Regions from separate parts of the Homo sapiens genome. Here region 1 is linked to region 2. Evidence: chromatin loops called from intact Hi-C (ENCODE). Cell type or tissue: ascending aorta. All regions are shown on one strand.

Region 1 (8,000 bases), 310 kb before region 2:
CCAGTGCACCACTAGAGAGAGGCCTCAGAGAACAGCAGTGGTTAGACTTGTGCTTAATCACCAATCCTGCTTTGCAGACTAGGCCTAGAGCCACTGGAAATGGGTCAAGAACTCTAGAATAGGGTGATGGAGTTGCCAGGTAAATAGGAAGCAAAAAATATTTTCCTTGAATTTCTGGTGTCCAAGAGGTATGGAAACAAGGGCCCTGGAGGAGATTGGGAGCTATGGGTTTTCCAGCCCTACCCTACTCCCAAGAAAAATACACACAGCAGGGAGTCAAGAGGCACAAGCTTCAGAGAAATGCAGAGACAGGCCAGCAGCTAGAAGATGCAAGGGACAGCCCAATTGCAGATTTGATGAGAGGAGGTGGCAAATGATAGCCTTCGCAGTGGTGAATTGTTTTCTTTCTTTCTCTGACCCCAACACTAGAAGTACACATGTACCACAAAGGGAGTGGGACAAAAAGCACAGAGAGGGAGTGAGGAGGAGGAGAACTTTGAATCAAATAAGAGATTAAAGTTGCAAAACAAAAGGAACAAAGTCTTCAGAACCAGAATGGGCCAGTTTTAATAACCAGAAGTTACTGCACTATTATGAATCAGATTGAGATGGCTCTGGGGAGCTTGCCACCCCAAGGGGGAAGAAAGCATGAAAAGGCATAGGTGGAATTTTGGAAAAATTAAAACCATTAAGTGGTACATGGAGATAATCTTGTAGTGGTTGAATGTATAGTTACTTAACATTTTCCTCTTTGTGCTTTTTTTGTGTTTGCTTATTTTTGCACAACTAACATGTACAAAGTAGTAATTTTTTTTAGCTTAAGGATCCATGTTGCTAATGGGGACAAAGATGGCATCAGGGACAGACAAGAAGACCTAAAGTTAATAAAAATCCATTTTCTAGTGAATATAAAGTTCCTGGTAACACAAGGTGCTGGGAAGGAGGCTGACTTCAAAAGTCCCAGGGGGCAGGCCAGGCTTGGCGGCTCATGCCTGTAAATCCCAGCACTTTGGGTGGCTGAGGCAGGCGGATCACCTGAGGTCAGGAGTTCGAGACCAGCCTGACCAACATGGTGAAACCCCATCTCTACTAAAAATATAAAAATTAGCCGGGCATGGTGGTGGGCACCTGTAATCCTAACTACTAAAGAGGTTGAGGCAGGAGAATCATTTGAACTCAGGAGGTGAAGGTTGCAGTAAGCAGAGATCGTGCCATTGCACTCCAGCCTGAGCAAAAAGAGCAAGACCATGTCTTAAAAAAAACAGTCCCAGGGGGCATTTATGAAGAGCAAGGACCCCCTCCTGGAAGGAGAAAGTACCTGGATCACAAGAAGGCAGCTCTTTAATAGCTCTAATTCAAGGATGGAGGTCCCCTCCTCCTAGTCATTCCTTAAGGGCTTCAGAGAGGGTGTTTCTGATAAATAGAGCATTACATCGTTAAACGGACAATTAGGTCTTCAAAGCAGCTTGAAGTAAGACGCAAAGGCCTCGTGGCCTGTTGAATTTATTACATCACTGGAGAGGCAACATTTGATCTGAAAAGTATAAAAAATTTTTCTATGATTTATACATTACCCAGAAACCTTTTGACTTCCTGGAATTCTTAATATAAATTCTATTTTTTCAGCAACAATGTTCTGGCATTGCTGCTAGCAGCTTGCCTGGCCACAATTACTGAAGCTGACTGATTTTGCCCCTAGCAAAAGTAATGTCATTACCCTTGGCAATGAATCTGAAGAGCAAAGTAAAGTCATGCTTTCAACAGGTCCTTTGCCAGTTCCTTAAAATCACCCAAAACGATCCATCCATTTTTAATGTCTCCCTTGGCAGCAACTTCAAGTGATTAAAAAATGTCCTATCCATTCTAAAGCAGTCCCTAGGGAAATTTTTAAATTATTCTGTTACATCTAAAATTTGTTGTAGTGCAGTCAACCCCAAAAGAGCCTCATAAACATCTTGCCTCTGTGTGGGGCCATTCTGAATTTGGATGCCATCCGGTGATTCTTGACTGGCTGACATGTTTCTGGGATTACCTGTGACAAGGTAGAATTCAGCTTCAGTGAATATCTGCTCTGATCACTCTCACAGGCTAGGCATTGCCTGTGTGTGTGTGTGTGTGTGTGTGTGTGTGTGGTTTGTTACAAGGTGAGACTAAGTCCCTCTTTCTGTCTTTCCATTTGCTACTTACCGCCTTGGTGCTTCTAAAAGTGACCCTTATGAAAGCAGCTCATCTTCCGAGTCAGCCTTGCTCTCAATTGTCGTGGAGTTTCCCAAAGTACCCTGTAATTGCCTCAATACTTCCCTTCACTTTAGCAAAATTGAAGTGTGTCGTAGGTTTCCACTTTTATTCTGATCCTTAGGTCTAATTACATTTACAACCTGGGCTAGGATATTTGTGTAACTGTTGTTTATGCCTCCAAATTCAAAATTATTTATAACATGGTAGATTGTAGAAATCTGATTTGCAAAATCTTTAGAAGACATCTAGAAAATATCATTTTTAGTAGGTTGATTCTTCTCTAGGGGGAACATGTAGAGATCAATGGTATTGGAAATGAGAGCAGCTCTTCCCTACATTGCCCAAAAACCTAAAAATGGAAAAAGCTGGATCAGCCCCCTTCTTCAGCTCAGGAGTCTATCTTTCACAGGGCCTCCAAGGGATGAATTGGCCTCTTGAATGTCAGCTACCATTCCTTTAATACTCCATTGTGGGTTTATTAATAGTACTTTTTTTGTGCTTTTTTGGGAATGTGACTTATATTGCCAGCTTGTGCTGTTTCTCATGGTAATGGATTCTCTCCACTGCATAAAATCAGACTTCCCTTGATTTGGCTTAAAATCACCTCATAAACTTAAAAGGCATTCTTTCTTTTTTCTCTTTTGAAATTCATTGTTCACTCCACGAGGCTCTTTGTGATTCTCTAGGTTTCTAACGTGTCCCCTGCCCCACACACAAGTCTCTCTGATTGAACAGCAGCTAATCTTTTTAATCATGCTTCCTTTATGCCATATGGCAACCCCTCCCCTTCCTGTGTCCTTAATCTCTTTCTATGCCTTTCTCTAGCTCTTCCTCCAACCCCTCCCCTTCTGTTAGGCAAATCTTTCTGAAAGGGCAGTGACCCAGACTGTCCCCAGGGTATGGCTAATGGGGTGATTGCCCTGACCCTGCACTCTGAGAGTTCCCACCCAGCAGCGGAGACCAGAGACCAGGTGGTTGGTGGATGGAGGGGGTGGAGGGGAGCAGGGAAGGACAAAGAAGCTGGAGCCTTTACTCAGAGGAGTTTAAAAAGATCGATGTACTCATGAATACATTAAAATGAGTGGCTAAGTTGAGGCGGGCTGCTTAGATATGGCACCATCTCCTTCCTTTAAATCCTCCCTATTCTTGCTCTATGAGACTCCATGAGAGCCCCTCACCTTCTTTGGTCTCCAAGTCTCTCCTCCATGCTTATTTACCACATTCAATTTAAATAAACATACTTCTTTTTGCGGGGATGCACGTGGGGCCCACAGTTCACTGGGGGTGGTATACCAATGAAGAATATCCTGGCACAGACGCTAGTTGTTTCAGATAGAGAGGAGGCTAGTTTCTGGACCCTGATGGATAAAGAAGATGAACAATCCCTTGACTACCTTTGTGCCCAGACAGTCCCATGGGCCTGAGCTTCTGTCTCTGGGCCTTGAGTATTATTATCCGCTCAAGAGCTAAACTGAAAGATGTGAGTCAAAAAACCTAGCAAAGTGTTCTGAATCAGCCATGTTTCCAGGGATAACGGACTAATTGGTCTGAGCCACAGATTGCATTAAAGATTCCCTTAAAGGACTGCTTTCCAAGTGACTCAGGGTTGGATTTTCTAAATGATTGTCTGGGTTAGGCTTAGAGGTGAAGATGGGGGTAAGTAAAAGTGGAGAAAGTAAGGAGGAAAGTGAGGTGCTCCATACATACACACAGAATACACCTTTCAAGGACATCTCTTTCTCTCTGCTCCTCTGTCCTCACACCAAGGAGTGTCTCTCTCTCTCTCTCTCTCTCTCACAGACAAACACACACACACACACACACACACAAACACATTCACACAGTCAGAGCAAAAGTGATCGTACAGGATTCCCTGCAGTAGCATCTAGTCCACACTGTTTCATGACTCATTTTTTTCTCTGAATCTGAAGTCTAGGCTTACATGTTAAAGGAATTCCTTTCACTAAAGGCATCTTTCCTTCCTGGAATTTGGGCTGGGTACACTAAGTAGAACTCCCCCGACACACACTTAGTAAGGCCCCATGACATTTCTCCAACAGCCACCTCTCCTGAATTATGCAATTGCACAATGAGCTTACGAAAGCAAAGAATGAACTCCTACAGGAACCTTACCCAGATGTCATTTGAACTTTTCCCTAGTTTTCCAAGGAGATCCTTGTCTTGGCAAAATAGTAGGATTAGGTAAGCTGGGCAACTTCCTATCTTACTATGTTCTACTTAAAAGACACTCTGGTCTCTGGCATATCCAGAATCCCTGATTTCCTCACTTTCAACTCTAAGTTCTGTTTGCCAACTGAGTAAATGATGTGAATTGAAACTTTAAGGTTCATATTTTCTAGTGAAACATCTCCCGGGTCTTTGGTAAATACATATCAATGTTAGATTCATATTTAAGAGTTGTTACATACACTTAACATTTAGATATGCAATTATCTGAGGAAAAAATTCACTATTCTGGCATTTGATGGGTGAAAGATAATGTTATTAGAGCCATAGATAAAAGTACTCTCATATACATATCTGGGTTTGGAAAATCTTGGCTTTTCAAGAGAAAAATGCTTTTTTCACTTACTGTACGATTCAGCTAAAAAGCTTCCTGTAAACTAGACCAAGTACCACCTCTTCCACGAGGCCTGGGTAAGTTCCATTGAATGTTCTCGGAGTCACATGCTGAGCAGAAAGTTGAGCTGGGTTTTCCCTGCACATCCTGGATATTATCCCATTTATCTATTCTAGCCTGATCATGAGAAATAGCAGTAAAGGAAGACAGACTACCAAAAAATGTGAGAACAAATATGTTTGCAGACCTTTATTCAGCAGACAATGTCTTGTACCTAGAAGACACATAATGAGTGTGTATGGAGTTGAAGAATGATGTTTAGACAATGAACTTGGTTCTATTTACCTGCCATTCAAATCTTCAGGAGGCTGCCAGGATGAAATGCAATACTCCAGTTACTACTAAGTCAAGTCCCTCAGAGATGCTGAAGAAATCTCCAGAAGATTCAAGGTATCATATCTTAATCCCACCCCCACCACATCCCCTACTGTCTCTGCAGTAAACATAGCTCTGGAGAAGTATAGACTGACCTTGGGTTTCATCTTTCCTTAAAGTTGTTCAAACACCTTTTTTTTATTATTATTATTTTTAAAAGATGTTTATTTAGCTCAAGGTTCTGCAGGCTGGAAAGTACAAGAAGCATGGTGCCGGCATTTGCTCAGCTTCTGATGAGGGCCGCGTGGTAGGTCAAACCATCTCAGGGAAAGTCAAAGGGGAAGTGGACTCATGCAAAGAGATAAAACTAAAGGAATGTCCTGGCATTATTACAACCCATGCTCCTGGGAACTAATTCATTTCCATGAGAACTAATGAAGTCTTATTGGAGTGAAAACTCACTCACTATCAAGAGAACACCACCAAGTTATTCATAAAAGATATTCCCTGGTGACCAAAACACCTCCCACTAGGCCCCACCTCCTGACACGGGCACATTGGAGGTCACAGTTCGCATGAGTTTTGGAAACACTTAATTTTAAAAGCAAGGGCCTGGTCAAATGATATGCATATGGATTTGTCAACCAGCTACTTTGAGCAATGATCATAACCATGAGGGCTGAGGTAGAGAAGGTTGGAATTTGTAATCACCGGAAAAGCAAAAGCCCTGACCACATCCAAAGTGTGACTTTCTGGTACAATAGGCTTCTGGAAGTAGATGAATCTGGGTTTTTCAAGGTTGTCATCTTAGCAAGGGATGAACTTGGATTGTTCAGGTTTCCAAGGAAGCCCGAAGTATACCCAACGGTTCTGTGAATATAGTGATGATTCTGAGAAATCTTAGAGTCTAAAAGTTTATGGTAGAGTAGGTAGGGTATTCTTATGGTGATGTAATGAAATTGTAACTGGCCAAAACTCCAGAAAGTACCAATGATGTCCTCAGCCCAGGAAATGTCTAACCCCTGCCTCTTTCGTTCCATGTGATTTAGAACTCTCCTGAGGCCCAAGGTTATTCTTCTGGAGCTAAAGGGTCCTAGGCAGACTATCTGTAGGTCTTGTTCAACAACTCCCACCATTTTCATTTCATATTAAGAAGTGAAAAAGCAAGAGTTATTTTCTCATTCTCCCGAAATTTTGTTTGGATAACTGAAGCAGAAGACTCCAGGGAACTGCACAAACAGAGAACTAGCACTGGGCAGATTAGGAGTGCCATTGTATGTATGGGACAGAAGAGCATCGGTGCTCCCACTCTTACCATGGGTACGGTAGAAGTGTGGATGTGGGTGTGGCCATGTGACTCCGACCCTAAGAGTATGTGATGTCATGTCAGGTCTTTCATCATTAGCCTCTAGAAGTTGGGGGCTAAGACTTCTGTCTGATCTCTGAAGCAACATACATTTCACATATTCTCAGGGAAAGCCTGAAGCATTTGCCCTTGTTTTCTTTCCATGAACAATCTTGGAGCATCATGCTACTCATTACAGCTTTGATCTCAAGGCCTATAACCTTTAATAGATGTAGTGTGAGTAGGAATGACTTAGACCAAAAGCAGCCCTAATTTAAGAAACTAACATTAAACACTGACTAAGGTTTCTACGGGGCAGCTAAAGGGGAGAGAATGATCAATTACAAACCAGTAATAGGTAGCCAAAAGTCAGACTTCTCAGTCACAACCTGGGGGTAGGCCAAAATGTGAAGTCGAACAATAATGTCACAAATAGCTGACTTTTTTTTTGCATTTGTTCTGTTAGGAAAGTCTGTCTTGGAAGATTCAGTAAGGCAGCTGGCTGGTTGGAGGAGCCATTTGTCACTTTAGCCAGAGAAGCCTGTAATCTAATAGTTTCAGTTCCCCTGGAAACAAGTGCATAGAGGCATGTCTGCTCTGGAAAAGGCAATCTGAGCAGTGCCAGGGTGCTTGGAAGAGCCTCAAATACAGGCTGTGAGTGCTGGCTCCTCAGAAGGTCTTACCCAGAGAACAGAAGCCTGGGGCAGCCCAAGGTACTTCCCACCACCTTGTTACTTGTGACTTTGCGTCACCTATTTTGCTTCCCCAGGCCTCAGTCTTTTTACTTGTAAAATGGAGTTAAGGATAGTAACTCATGCTTTGAGTCAGGCAAGGCCAAAGTTCAAAACTCCATTCTAACATTTCCTGTTTGAACTTTGGCAATTAATTACTCTCACTCTGAACCTCTCTGAATGTTCATTTCTTCATCCATAAAATGTGGGAAATAATACTGATTGTTTGGATCTTAGAAAACATAATAATGTATGTAAACATAGTAGACATTCAATAAACACTTGTTGAATTAATAGATGAATGATAGTGCCCAGCACATAGTAGGTGATTTTTAGGTGTAGGTTCATCTTCTTTCTTCCCTAACTAGATATGATATGGAATCATACAGTGAGACAAATTATTCTTACTGAGCCACAGGATCCAGGTATCAGCCTAATATTCTAGAGAGTGTTAAGTTTACATCTTCTATGTTTTTTTTCAATTGTTTTTATAGGCACTATTCTGGCCAGAAACATATATCTTAATTGCACTGACGGAAAATATGTTATAGCTAAAGGCAAAAATAAGAAGTAGTATCATGATAACCCAGCTAATATCAAAAAGGTGAACAATTTCTCTCTATAGAAAAATGTGCACACATTCATCAACACAAAGAAACCCCCACAGAGTTCTGCATGTAACCTCAAGGATCCGCCAAAGCCCCAGGTTAAGAACCTCTGGTGCACAAGA
Region 2 (8,000 bases):
AGTGTGTCTTCCTTTTGTAATTATGAGAATTAACAAAGTTTTTGATCAAGCCCTACCTGTACCCTTTAATGCTAGTGGCTATATATATATATGAAACATTTAATATTTGCATGTGTTAGAAAGAATTAGTTCACTACTCCCACTTTTTAGAGAAGAGGTTTATGTTTTCTTAAAAATTATTCTGTTTTTTAAAAAAATTGAGACAGGGTCCTGCTCTGTTGCCTCAGGCTGGTCTCAAACTCTTGGGGTCAAGAAATCCTCTTGCCTCAGCCTCCCAAGTAGCTGGGGTTACAGGCATGTCATACCATGCTCGGCTATAGTACTACTCTATTAGTGTACTTAGTTCAAAAGAATCATGAGTACTTGCTAAAGCAGAGACTTCGATAAGTCAAATAAGTTAAGGCCCAAATGAGGCAGAAATTCCACAGTTAAAACTCTGGGGTCACAAGACACACTATTAGCTTAATTCTATAATGTAACTTGGGTTAAAAGGCCAGGCAGGCATGGTGGCTCACGCCTATAATACCAGCACTTTGGGAGGCTGAGGCGGGTGGATCATGAGGTAAGGAGTTCAAGACCAGCCTGGTCAAGATGGTGAAACCCCATCTCTACTAAAACTACAAAAATTAGCCGGGCGTGGTGGCAGTTGCCTGTAATCCCAGCTACTTGGGAGGCTGAGGCAGGAGAATCGCTTGAACCCGGGAGGCAGAGGTTGCAGTTAGCCAAGATCGCGCCACTGCACTCCAACCTGGGTGACAGAGTGAGACACCATCTCAAAAAAAAATAAATAAATAAAAATAAAAAAAAAGGTCAACACATATATTGACACTGGTAATAAACAATGTTGTCTTTTTTTTTCTACTTTATTTTTTGAAAGCAGTAAGGTACAATACACATTCAAGGCAAGGCACAATAAACATCCATTGTCACAACCCTTTTCCCTGACATCAAATATCAGTACAAGAAACTTCTTTTATCTTTTGCCTTAAAAAATTGGTTTTCACCTGACAAAAACAAGCAATGGGGAAAGGATTCCCTATTTAATAAATGGTGCTGGGAAAACTGGCTAGTCATATGCAGAAAACTGAAACTGGACCCCTTCCTTACACTTTATACAAAAATTAACTCAAGATGGATTAAACACTTAAACGTAACACCCAAAACCATAAACCTAGGCAATATCATTCAGGACACAGGCATGGGCAAAGAGTTCATGACTAAAACACCAAAAGCAATGGCAATAAAAACCAAAATTGACAAATGGGATCTAATTAAACTAAACAGCTTCTGCACAGCAAAAGAAACTATCATCAGAGTGAACAGGCAGCCTACAGAATGGGAAAAAATTTTTGCAATCTATTAATTTCCAAATCTACAGGAACTTAAACAAATTTACAAGAAAAAACAACCCCATCAAAAAGTGGGCAAAGGATATGAACAGACACTTCTCAAAAGAAGAAGTGGCCAGCAAACATATGAAAAAATCCTCATCATCACTGGTCATTAGAGAAGTGCAAATCAAAACCACAATGAGATACCATCTCACGCCAGTCAGAATGGCAATCATTAAAAAGTCAGGAAACAACAGATGCTGGAGAGGATGTGGAGAAATAGGAATGCTTTTACACTGTGGGTGGGAATGTAAATTAGTTCAACCATTATAGAAGACAGTGTGGCCATTTTTCAAGGAACTAGAACCAGAAATACCATTTGACCCAGCAATCCCATTACTGGGTATATACCCAAAGTATTATAAATGATTCTACTATAAAGACACATGCACACATATGTTTATTGTGGCACTATTCACAATAGCAAAGACTTGGAACCAACCCAAATGCCCATCAATGTTAGACTGGATAAAGAAAATGTGGCACATATACACCATGGAATACTATGCAGCCATAAAAAAGGATGAGTTCCTGTTCTTTGCAGGGACATGGATGAAGTTGGAAACCATCATTCTCAGCAAACTAACACAGGGACAGAAAACCAAACACAGTTATGTTTTCACTCATAAGTAGGAGTTGAATAATGAGAACACATGGACACAGGGAAGGGAACATCACACACCTGGGCCTGTCAGGGGGTGGGGGGCTAGAGGAGGGATAGCATTAGGAGAAATACCTAATGTAGATGACGGGTTGATGGGTGCAGCAAACCACCTTGGCACGTGTATACCTATGTAACAAACCTGCACATTCTGCACATGTATCCCAGAACTTAAAGTATATATATATATAAAATCCTATGCTTAATAAATGGGTTTTATATAAAAAATAGGTTTTTAGAGATAGGGTATTAACTTTTGCAGCTGCAGGACAGAAGTAGTTCTCCAAAGCACAGTTCTATGCTGGTAAGAGACCTAGGCAAGACTCACTTGACCACATACTGACATAATTACGTAAAAGATATGGTGCAGGGATAAGTTGCAATGAAAAAGCTGATGAAATCTCGGTCTGTTGAGGACTTAATATTATCCATGCTACATGCATACTTTTTGTGGGTGTAAGCTATACTTTTGAGCCATGATCAGAAATTATCTATAAATATATGAAATAAAAGGGGCGAATCAGGAAATATTCCCCGTAATGACCCACCCCTTCATTAGCACTAATAATACCTTAACCATATTGGTTAATTGATGGAACTAAGAAAAGGAAACATATTTAAGAAAATATGCTGGGCCTAATGTTAAGTGCGGTATTTTAATTAATTCATACTTACCAACCTGAAAATAAAATGAGGTTAAGGGAAAATGGCAACTTGCTCCAGGTCAAAGAACTAGGTAAAAGTAAACCTGGGATATGATTCCAGAGCCCATGTTCCCACTAATGCCATACCAATCCTTCCCTGAGCAATTTGCTTTTAAAGAGTAAATCCACAGTTACCACTTATGCAAGTCAGATGAAACGCTGGCTCCAGACACAACCTGGTATTTAATAAAGAGTAGTAGTCTATAAAGAGTAGTAGAGTCTATAACACTCACCCGTCTTCTTTTATCCATTGTCTCATAGTAAATATTGACAAACTCCTCAGCAGCTCTACATGCCTGATCTACATAAGTTTTAAAATCCTACAAGAAAAATTCCAGAAGTATAGATTACCAACCTTTTCAACCCCTCACAAACACAAAACCACTGACAGAAGCTGATGATTTATTTCAACCACTATGTAGCTCTATATACAGTCCACATTCTTTCATATAAATTCAGACATTTTAAAGGCCGGACTCTGAAGTTTGCAATTTTAAAATTTTTCACTAATTTTAAGTGCATGTCTTTAGGACATAATCTTCTCAATGAATCTGAGTCTTTTTCAGTCTCCACATATAAATTTATAATCTTTTCTTGGCAACTAAGCACTTTAGACTTTCAATATTTTACAAACATTCACGGCAATGAAAATGACACCACCTGAACCTTAGAAAAGGAGAGAGAGCGGCAAAAACTGCCACTGAATAAGCTAGGAAATTGTTTTCTGTTTTCAAGTGAGGTGTTAGAGCCAAACTCCAAAGTTGATGAATGGGAAACACACACACACACACACACACACACACACGAAAGTAGTTCAACTACTTGAAAAACCGGCAGCTCCACTTAGGAAACTTTCCCACATTGCGTAAATATTCACTGCTGTTTGCCTAAGAACTGTGACACCGAAGAAAGCAACGCTGTTGGCGTTCGTGCCGGAGAATTAAGGAATACCTTCCTTCTCATTCATGTACGGGGCCCAGTCTATTACTAAATTAAGAACAATGAATCGCCAGTTTCTTTGTCAGGTGACTGAAAGTGATTTTTAGAGAGGAAGATAATCGAGAGAAAGAAACTGCAAGCCATAAACAACAAACCCCAACATCCCCGCCTCTCGCTATTTCCCAGCTCAGGGTCCTTTCCGGGATCAGAAAGCGACTGCTAACCAGGCTGGGGGTGGGGCCGGCAGGGCGGGCAGCAAAGCGTGGGCCCCGCCCCGCAGTGCAGAGAGCCGGGACGTGATTCGTCACCTATCCACGTGAGCAGCAGCCAGACCGCCCCGGAATCCCTCCTCTCAGCCACTGGAGTCCGGCGCCCAGCCGTCCTGCCACGGCCCAGGCACTCACCAGAGACGTGGCCATCTGGGACCTTGTAGCAGTGTGTTCTGGCAGTGTCGGCGTCACTACCTCCTCACGTGTCCGGTCCGCAGGGCTGCGGAATGATCAATACTTATGAAGAGAGCGAAACCCGCCAAACGCACAAAATTTTCCACCCTCCCATTCTCTCCCGGAAGTAGCTCGGTCCGTCGTTAAAAGCACACCGATGTTCCAACCTTAAGTTCCACTTCCCTTCAGTTCCTGAAGATCCCTCCCATCCACCTTATCTACTTGTTTGATACTTAGTTTAAAATTTAAAAGCCACTTTGCTTTTGTAAACATGATACTCAACAGGAAAGTCCCCTACTTTTCTAACGACAAGCCTGGGGACAAGCAAAAATGAAAGTGTTCAATTACAGGGACTTTTTTGCCCCAGGAGGCGGAGCCAAAGCCCTCTGAAGACCAATTAGAAATGCGAGGAGACCTACTATTCCGTAGCCTATAGGATAAGTGGGCAGAGCTTGGGGAAAGGCGTGCGTGACTAGTGAACAATTTAGCATTCTGGAACGTTCTGGAAGGATCATCCTCACTGAATTACTACGTTTTGGCAGTATGCCTAAAATTACTATTTCATTTTAACCCAGCCACATTGAACAGGAAAAGTTCATCTGGTTTCTCCATTCTGGCATTTTAAAATGTCTCACGGACACCAACAAAAATTAAGTTTACAGTGCTATTCACCATCTTTTAAGGGCTATTTATTCTGCAAGGTATTCTAACAATAACTAAAATGTCGAGTGCTGACTATATGTAAGGTGCTTTTCTAATCAGTTTTACATATATTCACTTATTATAACAATGCTGAGGTAATTGCTATTATTTTATCATCTTCATTTTACAGCTAAGACTGTAAAATCTGCCTACGGTCACAAACTAGTTGAGATTCAAACTCAAGCAATATAACTGTCATGGCAATGTGGCTTTGCTCCCCAACACCCCTTAAAAACCTCTCATCCCAAAGCCGCCAATGACTTCTGATTTAAATGGCAAATTAATTAGATGTCGTAGTTTTACCTTGAGTGGCTGGTGTGTGGCCCCTCATAATAGTTACTTCTTCTTTGGTATCCTTCTCTGTCTCCCTGAGACCAGTGGCTTCTGTATTTTCTCATACTTTTAATCTTTCTCTTTATCTGGCTCTTTTCTCTTCAAGGTAGGACTAACGGAAGCTTCTTCTCAGCCAGCCAGCTTCCGTTTTCCGTTAACCTCTGACTGGCGTCACTTCCGGTGCATCCCCCCTTTTAAAGCCTCCCTTCTTCAGGGTGATCTAAATTGCTACTCGTATGCTAATGAATCTCAACAACCTATCCCAAGCCCCCACCCCTTATCTGAGCTCCAATTACACATAATAATTTTGCTAAACATGAACGTGACTGCACTATAGGCTTCTCAAACTTGTACGTCCAAAATTTAAACTCATTATTTCCTCCGCACTTCCAAACTTTTATATTCTCCCAGTCACCTATCTTGAATTCTCGGAATCTTTATTTTTTTGGTTCCGCTCTCCTCCTCATCATAATTCATTCAATAAATATTTATCAAGTATTCACTATGTGCCAAAGATTGTGCAAGGCTCTGTATATAGAGTGGTGAATAAAATAGGCATGTTTCGAATCCTTGTGAGGCTCAAAGTGTAATGAGAGTGCTAGACAATAAACATAACATTGAGTTACAAAGAAATACTAAGTAACTTGCTTAGTTCTGACCATTCCCTATAGCAACCCTTCTCCCTCTTCCCCTCCCCTCCCCTCCTCCTCCTCCTCCTCCTCTTCTTCTTTTTTTTAGAGACAGAGTCTCACTCTGTGGCCCAGGCTGGAGTGCAGTGGCATGATGTTGGCTCGCTGCCAACCTCCGCCGCCCGGGTTCAAGTAATTCCCTTGCCTCAGCCTCCCGAGGAGAGTAGCTGGGACTGCAGGCGCCAGCCACCACGTCCGGCTAACCCTCTTCGTTTTTCTCCCTCGCTCTTCTTGGCTCTCTCCCTCCCTTTCTCCCCCACACTTCTCTCACTTTCCCCATCTCATTCTCTCCTCCCTCTCTCACCCCCACTTCTCTCTCTTTCCCCCTCTCATTCCCCCTCTCATTCTCTCCTCCCACACAAACTTTGATAACTCTATTGTCTATTTTCTTCCAAATTCTCATAATCTTTAAATACCTACCTTGGTCTGATCTGAATTTATTTTCCCAGGCTATTCTCCCAAATTCACCAACACTGGCAAAGTTAACTACTACTGTTTGCCAAGAATGACTGATGTTTACTACTTCATTGGTGATTGTTTTTCTTGATTGAGAGATTGTGTTTTATATGATTTCATTCAATCCTCACAACCCCCAGAAAGGCAGACATTATTATCTAGATTTTTAAAAATTTAAACTTAAGTTTAAAGAAGTTAAGTAAATTGGTTAAGATGATACAGCTAGTGGACCTGGGATTTCAGTCCCAAACTTTCAAATCCCAAAGTCTGCTTTTAGACACTTGGCTATTCATGCATTTACTTATATATTCTTATTTTGGAATGTTCCCTCCATTTCTACCTGCCCTTCAGGGACCAGAACAGGTGCGATCTTCCCTATGAAGTCTTCCCTCATTTCATGTCCCCTGAACCCCAACTGTTGTGAGCTCTTTAATGGCTATGAGAATGGCTATTGGTGTGGGAAATAGTGTTGAAAAATATGGGAGGGTTGAAGTACTGGAAAGGGACAGCTGAGTTAGAGGTGGAGGGGAGCTCAGTTTTGCACTGAATTTTTGCACAGAATTTTGTGCTACAAAGTGGAAATTGCTACATTGTGCTACAAAGGTAGGAGACTGGGTAAACTGATAATATAGAAACCAATGATGGGCTCTGGTTGTCAGAGCAGTGAATTTAAAGATATGAAAACTATGTTGGATGGAGGGGGAGGGATGCAAATGGAAACAAAGTGAATAAGACACGGAGTTGCTCTTCACTAGATAACTGCAAATGTATAAAACTTGGGAAGAATGACTAGGAAGGGTGTGAAAGAGCTTTTCTTGGAACACAGCATAGCATTTTGATTGAGCACATTGTTGTTGGCACCAGTCTGGGCTCAAATCCTAATCATGCTACTGACTAGTTTTGTGACCTTGGCAAAATTACCATTCCATGACTCATACTCCCGATCTGTAAAATGGAAATGATATTAGTACATATTTCACAGCATTGCTTTAGGAATTAAATGAGTCAGTGCCTGTCATATAGTTCCTGCTTGAGGAGCATTATTTTCCTACCCATGGCAGAGGAAATTAGGCAGCCACTTATTTGAGAGTATGAGGCGGGTCCAGATTAGATAACATATGAGGTATTGAGAGGCATCTATCTGCACAGTTTAGGAGATGGCTGGTGACCCTGGGATAACAGACTGTAAGGAGCAATAAATTGTGTCAGGTAGGATTAAATGAGGCTGTGCTGTGCAGCCAGATCTTCTGATCAAGTGTAAACCTAATGGAATTAATGTTGTTGGGAATTACCAACATCCCCATCTGAATCTTTGCCTTGCTCAAGACTTGAGAAGAACTAATCTAGAACAACCAGGGAAGTGATCTGAGCAGTCAACTCCTTCCTCTGAGCTCCTTAATTGGTAACCATAGTGTTCACATCAAATAGTGCTTTTAAAAAAAAGTTTAATTGAGATATAATTCACATATACAATTCACTAATTTAAAAACCAATTCAGTGGTTTTTAGTATATTTACAGTTATTCAAGCATCACTGCACAACTTTAAAACATTTTTAACACCTCGAAGAGAAACCTCTTTCCCACTTCCCTTTTTACCCCAGCTCCTAGCAACCACCAATCTACTTCCTGTCTCTATGTATTTGCCTATTCTGGACATTTCATATAAATGTAATCCTACATT

Evidence for each region. A loop is a pair of places that touch in the nucleus more often than their neighbours do. Peaks named below come from ENCODE experiments on the same cell type or tissue, not always from the same donor. Only the 100,000 strongest peaks of a DNase experiment are listed, where the experiment ranks them.
Region 1: a loop joins it to region 2, with 5 times the contacts of the local background. A loop is called at or near these places in 5 of 110 quality-filtered maps.

The regions. Positions count from the first base shown.
Region 1 is chrX:109,843,755-109,851,754 of GRCh38, reverse strand. No RefSeq gene overlaps it. Among named protein-coding and RNA genes, the nearest start is that of ACSL4, 110 kb to the right of the region's middle. In ascending aorta, no CTCF peak of the experiment used is centred here; DNase peaks (open chromatin) are centred at 4,264 and 7,075; H3K27ac peaks cover 1,630 bases; H3K27me3 peaks cover 452 bases.
Region 2 is chrX:109,533,121-109,541,120 of GRCh38, reverse strand. It overlaps NXT2 (nuclear transport factor 2 like export factor 2), which reads right to left and starts at 4,277. Exons shown (of 4, transcript NM_001242617.2): 1 at 4,100-4,277; 2 at 2,990-3,076. The coding sequence starts at 4,114. RefSeq lists enhancers at 3,747-3,806, 4,097-4,296 and a silencer at 3,917-3,966. In ascending aorta, no CTCF peak of the experiment used is centred here; DNase peaks (open chromatin) are centred at 3,632, 3,990 and 4,550; H3K4me3 peaks cover 1,683 bases; H3K27ac peaks cover 1,536 bases.